2 separate regions of the Mus musculus genome follow, and region 1 is linked to region 2. A link is a loop called in an ENCODE intact Hi-C map of the cell type or tissue named here. Cell type or tissue: heart. All regions are shown on one strand. Each heading gives the region's core, and the rest is flanking DNA. Links, peaks and the distances in the headings are about the cores only. Region 1 overlaps Xrcc6 (X-ray repair complementing defective repair in Chinese hamster cells 6). Region 2 holds the start of Pmm1 (phosphomannomutase 1).

Region 1 (2,903 bases), core at 1-2,500, 81 kb after region 2:
CATGCCTTTAATCCCAGCACTTGGGAGGCAGAGGCAGGTGGATCTCTGAGTTCAAGGCCAGCCTGGTCTACAGAGTGAGTTCCAGGACAGCCAGGGCTATACAGAGAAACCCTGTCTTGAGAAAAACTAAAAAAAAAAAAAAAAAGGGGGGGGGGGATAGGCTTACAGAGAATGAGCAGCGGTTTTACATATGCAACACACACCATAAGAGTGCACAGTGCCATGTAGCTGGGCTATCACTGGAAGCATTTCCAGGTCTTTCCTTCCTGTCTCTTTTCTCTAGATGATGAAGGTTCTACGAGTAAAAAGCCCAAGGTAGAGTTATCAGAAGAAGAGCTGAAGGCCCATTTTCGTAAGGGCACACTGGGTAAGCTCACTGTACCTACACTGAAGGACATATGCAAGGCTCATGGGCTTAAGAGTGGGCCGAAGAAGCAGGAACTGCTAGATGCTCTTATCAGACACTTGGAGAAGAACTGACTAAAGCTCAGAAGCCCAGCCACTTTCTACACTGCAGCCAGGCCACCTGCTTGTGTTCTTACCAAGCTAGGTGGTAGCTACAAAGAGCTACTTAAGTGCAAAATCATGGAGATTACAGTCTCCCACCTCACTGTGCCTTACTCTGTGAATAAAGAGCTCTAACTTTATACTGTGCACTTTTCAGTATGAATGGGTAAATAGCTGCCTCGAAACTAGGCTACTGATAATTGGCTCTTAGCTTAATTTCTCCCCCATGGAAGTACATACAGATCACAGCAAAAACAAAACATCTTAGTGGAGGTAGGGAAACGACTCAAGGACAAGGTCGTGTGGTTACTTTTGGAGTGACAATCCTTAACAAGATTGTATTTCCATGTCTCCCCACCTGTTTTCTTTCCTGTATGATGCCAGGGCTGGAGAGATGGCGGCTCAGCAGTAAGAGCACTTGCTGCCCTTGCAGAGGACCCAGGTTTGTTTCCCAGCACCCTCACGGTGGTCCACAACATCCATAACCCCACTTGTAGGGAATCCAATGTTTTCTGACCTCCATGGCACTGAGCACACACATGGTAGACATACATGTTTAAAACAGGCAAAACCCAAAAATAAAAGTCAAATTCCTTTTAGATTAGCCAGAGAACGTATAGAGAGAACTACTTGAACCCCTAACACCCACAAACACCCAAACTGGCCAGGTAGGTAAGCAGGTTCTAACAGAACAGATGGGCCTCAGACGCCCTCATCTTCAAGGACACTTCCTGATGGAGTGGGAACTCTGGCCTGACTAAAAAGAAAAATGAACAGAATTTGTTCTACTGTGACTATTAAGGTAGTTATCTGAACACTGCAAGATTTTTCAAGCCAAAACTTTTAAGTTTGTGTGATGCAGGGGTAAAGCACAAGAGGCAGGGGAGGTGGCATGCTACTACTGCCATCTAGTGGGCAGAGGCCAGTGATGTCACCAAGCACACTTATACCAACATAGGGTGGTCTGTTTGAATTAGCCAACTTGTCAGTGTTAGGAAATCCTAGAATGATAACACTCCAGTGACAGTCTGCACAAGAGAATTTTAAACTACCAAGTCACTTATAGGTGACAACTTTACAAACTCTTAGTGAAGAGTTTAAGTGGGAGAGAGCTCTGTGGTAGGAATGTGCTTGCTACTTTAGCACACATAGGGGGCACAAAGTAAAACAGCTGGACTGGGGACAGAGCACTTCTGGAGCCCTCAGCTTGATTCCCAACACCAACACATCAAAACACAATGTTTTTAGTCTTGGAGAGAGGCAGAGTTCAGGCCAACCTGGTTTATATACCCAGAACATGTCTCAATTTCATCCCCAACCCGTGTTATCTAGAAATGCTAAGCATTTAAAATATTAGCTGATAAAACTGAAAATCAGGCACAGCTGCCATATTTCATTTAAAACGAAATATGAACATATTTATTAGGATGCTCAATAATGAACATGTTATCACTTTCTTCATGTGAGGGAGAATACACCTGACCCACGCTGTGGGAAGAACAGGATAAGGGCTCCCAACACGGCCATCAAATGGTTCCACAATAAGACATCCCCATTTACCAAGGAGAGGATGTTTCCTGCTAGCACTGTCTCTGCTGTAAGTTCCAGCAAATTGCCACGATCTCCACAGAATCCCTTTGTACTGATACTGCCCCAGATATGGGAGAATATCAGACTACATACATCAAAAACACACAGGACATTAATAAATGGCTCCCGGACATAGGCCCAACATCAAATTTCTTCAAATGATAAGGGGAGGGAGAGACTGCTACCCAAAGGAAGTTCCTCAGTGTCAGTAACATTTATGGAGCTCTTATATCAAAGGCACAAGGGACCAGGGTCACTGTCATCCTACCCTGCGCAGTGGAATAAGTTTGCAGATGAAAGTATACACTGTCCCTGGCTTAAGTTTCTCCTGGTTCTTCCTGTTGTTAAATGGTGACATTCTGCCTTTCACCTGTCCTAGCTATCATTTCATTTTTTATGGTAGAAGAGAATGAAGAGATGGTGAAAAATAACCTTATTAAGACAAAAATAAAAATATAAAACGCAGATGTAGTACAATATAATAGTAACTGGTTGAAAATAGTACATGCTAACAGACAATATGATACACAAACAGGGTGGCAGTAGACAGGAAAGGGCAGAGGCCACAGCCTACACCAAGAGCCTTTCAATAGACTGCTGAATGGACTGGATCTGCTGCTTTAGTTGAGAGCCTTCTTTGATGGTAACAGAACAGGCGATGACTGGCCTGGAGACGCCACACGCCCGTCCTAAAGCCTGCTTGGAGCGCACAAATACGTAGGGGACATTCTTGTCTTCGCACAGCAGAGGGAGGTGCAGGATGATCTCCAAGGGCTCAGCGTCTGCTGCCATCACAATGAACTCAG
Region 2 (2,905 bases), core at 202-2,701:
CTGGTAGCAAATCTTTCAAATAAAAGATTCTTCACTTGCCCAAGGCAAAGAGACCTCAGAAGTTCTACCTGCTTAGCTCTGGCTCATGTATCTGAGCAAGAGGCCTTAAGCAGAGGGCTCTGCCTTTCTGTGCCCCATTTCCCGTTTTACAACATGTCTGCCACACCAGGAGCCACTTTAAGGGGACCACAGTAGCCATTAAATGAAATAACGTGCCCAAAGTATAAAAGGATTCTCCACCAAGGAAATTTGAACAAGTGAATCGGAATTCAAACTTCCATATATTCAGATATCAGAGACTCTAGCTAGCTAGCGACAAGGGGAGAGAAGAAACGGGAACTCTGGCCCCCACAAAAACATAAGTTGGTGCAACTGTTTTGAAAGTATTTGGCAACATCTACTGACACCTCTCATGTCCATCCCCTGTCCACTAGCATTTCAGCTTCTCTGCTCCTTGGGGTATGGTTTGTAATAGTGAAATACTGGCTGCAAGCAACTCTTATGCTTATCTGCCAGACAGTGACACATACTTCCTTGGAAACATTACCAGACCAGGGCACAGATAAAGCCAGATCTGTGCTTCCAACGGGGCAAGGTCTTAAAGCATGCTGTTTATGGTCTAAAGGAACTTGCAGGATACCATAAGCAGGATAATGCCAAGTCAGAAACAGAGCCTCACAAAATCATGTCTAGTATGTGCTGTGGGCAAAGCAATTGAGATAAAGGGGCTCCAGTATACTACCTCGAGGATGGGGGCTGGGCCTGGGATACTGGCGAGGTTCGAAGTGGTCTTTAGCCTTTAAAGTTTTCATTACTTACATGTATAATTAAAAATTAGCTTTGGAAAGCATTAAACTGCAGGGCAGTGGTGGCGGATGCTTTTAATCCCAGCACTTGGGAGGCAGAGGCAGGCAGATTTCTGAGTTCGAGGCCAGCCTGGTCTACAGAGTGAGTTCCAGGGCAGCCAGGGCTATACAGAGAAACCCTGTCTCAAAAAAACCAAAACAAGAAAAAAGAAGAAGAAAAAAAAAAGCATTAAGCTTTTCTAGTAAGCATTAAGTCTGTCTAGTAGTAGACAAATTGACAGGCGGTTCTTGTTCAGGCCTTGCCAAGTCAGTGCAGCACAAGGATCAGGCATGCCTAGGCTAGACCACCTCCTTTCCAATCCTGCATCTTCCTGATCCACCTCTGCTGGATGGAAAGAAAGATGCCCGATTCCTTCTGGAGAGTGGAAGGCCTACCAGGAAGCTAAGACTTAGGTTCACACGGGCTTCTGCCCAGTAGCTCGGCCCCCCACCCCCATTTCTGCTCTGATCATCCCGGTGATCCCAAAGGTAGAAGGATGGGTGAGAACGACCCAGGATGACTCGAAGGGAGAAAAACTAGGTATGGCTAAAGACTGGAGGGTGAACTATAAAGTGCAGACAGGAGAATGCACTCCCATTTTTTACAGTGCTTCTATTGTAAACAGACTAGCCCTGGGGCCTTTCACCTTCACATGGGTGGAACCAAAAGGATACCAATAACAAAAACCAAAACTCATCAGAAAAGCAGCTCTCTTTCCCTCCAACTCCAGGTGGAAGGTAAACAAACATCCTAAGAGGCTTAAGGAGCTAAACCCAGTTTTAGGCCTATGGACGCCAGAGTGCAAAGACTCAGAGATCTTCCTTGCCCTCAGTAGAGGGCGACCGTGGGCTTAGAAGCGCACGGAGCTCTGCCTGGAACGCCGCGTTCTCACGCTAGCTTGAGGACGGACTAGTTGTGCATCCTAGGGCTAAAATGGGGTAAGACCACCCCAGAGCCCAGCCTGGGCCTGTGCAAGCCTGGAACTGGGGATACCCGCCCTATCGCCCATAGACGCTCCTCCCGGAGGCTGGATACAGCATCTGCGCTCCCGGCAGGAACGTGGATGCCAACCCGCGCGGGGAGCGCTGAGGCCTGGAAGGCCGAGAGGGCCTGGGTCCCATCTCCTCGGTGACAGGAGCCGGTACCACTGCACTCCACGTTTCCGACAGGGTCGCGCAGGTGTCTGCGTTGACATGGCAGTGACGGCTTCACGCTGGGTCACGGATGCCGGCGTGACTCTGGGCGGGAGCTTTGGAACCTCGAGGCCCTTACCTGGCGAGCTGGCGTGAGGGTCCCGTCCACGTCAAACAGGCAGAGGATGCGCTCTTTCCTGCGGGCGCCCTCGACGGCGACTGCCATGGCTGTAGCTCCGCGCGCCAAGCGCTGTCGCTGCAGCCACCGCCAGGGTCGCGTGCGACAGAGGCCGGGCGGGGCCGGGGCGGGGCCAGCTGCGCAGCACGGGGAGGAGCAGTGGCCATCGGCCCTCCCGCGAGGGGGCGGGGCCTGCGGCGCCGAAAGAAGAGTACAGGCACCTAGGATTGAGGGGCGTGGCAGTAGGCGGGGTCAGAGTCCTCGTACCCGACGGAGATAGGAACCGGCGGGAAAAGGGGTTGAACCGGAAGACAGTGTCGGGCCAGCGGGTTGAGGTTGATCTCAGGGCGCTCCCTACGGTGGGGGGGGGGGGGGGTTGGGGGGCAAGGGCGGGACTCAGAGCCTTCTGCTTGTGATTCCCAAGGTTAGTAGGACGAAGGTATTGCCTTGTCATCTTGAGCTTGAAGTCTCAGGGAGAACCCGGCGTGCTGGCTCACCTGTGATCCAGCCCTTCTGAGGCAGAGGCCCTTATCTACAAAACAAGTTCCGGGCCAGCCAGGGCTACATACTCTGTTTTGTTTTGTTTTTTCAAAACAAGAGTTTCCCTTTGTAGCCTTGACAGCCTTGGATAAGACCCTATTTTTTAAAACAAAACAAACAACAAAAAAAGGGAGGGGGAGAGAGAGAAGGAAGAAAAGAGAAAAATATCCCATGATGGCTTTTACCTACTGTGAGAAATGTTTGTTGC

What was found. A loop is a pair of places that touch in the nucleus more often than their neighbours do. Peaks named below come from ENCODE experiments on the same cell type or tissue, not always from the same donor. Only the 100,000 strongest peaks of a DNase experiment are listed, where the experiment ranks them.
Region 1: a loop joins it to region 2, with 8 times the contacts of the local background. A loop is called at or near these places in 10 of 42 quality-filtered maps.

The regions. Positions count from the first base shown.
Region 1 is chr15:82,039,439-82,042,341 of GRCm38, forward strand. Xrcc6 (X-ray repair complementing defective repair in Chinese hamster cells 6) reads left to right here. Exons shown (of 13, transcript NM_010247.2): 13 at 284-646. The coding sequence ends at 480. It overlaps Snu13 (SNU13 homolog, small nuclear ribonucleoprotein (U4/U6.U5)), which reads right to left. Exons shown (of 3, transcript NM_011482.4): 3 at 1,907-2,903. The coding sequence ends at 2,668. Among named protein-coding and RNA genes, the nearest start is that of Snu13, 6.7 kb to the right of the region's middle. In heart, for the core only: a CTCF peak has its summit at 1,423 (motif pointing left); no DNase peak of the experiment used is centred there.
Region 2 is chr15:81,958,597-81,961,501 of GRCm38, forward strand. It overlaps Pmm1 (phosphomannomutase 1), which reads right to left and starts at 2,334. Exons shown (of 8, transcript NM_013872.4): 1 at 2,119-2,334. The coding sequence starts at 2,205. In heart, for the core only: CTCF peaks have their summits at 1,681 (motif pointing right) and 2,250; DNase peaks (open chromatin) are centred at 1,785 and 2,375; H3K4me3 peaks cover 1,315 bases; H3K27ac peaks cover 1,182 bases.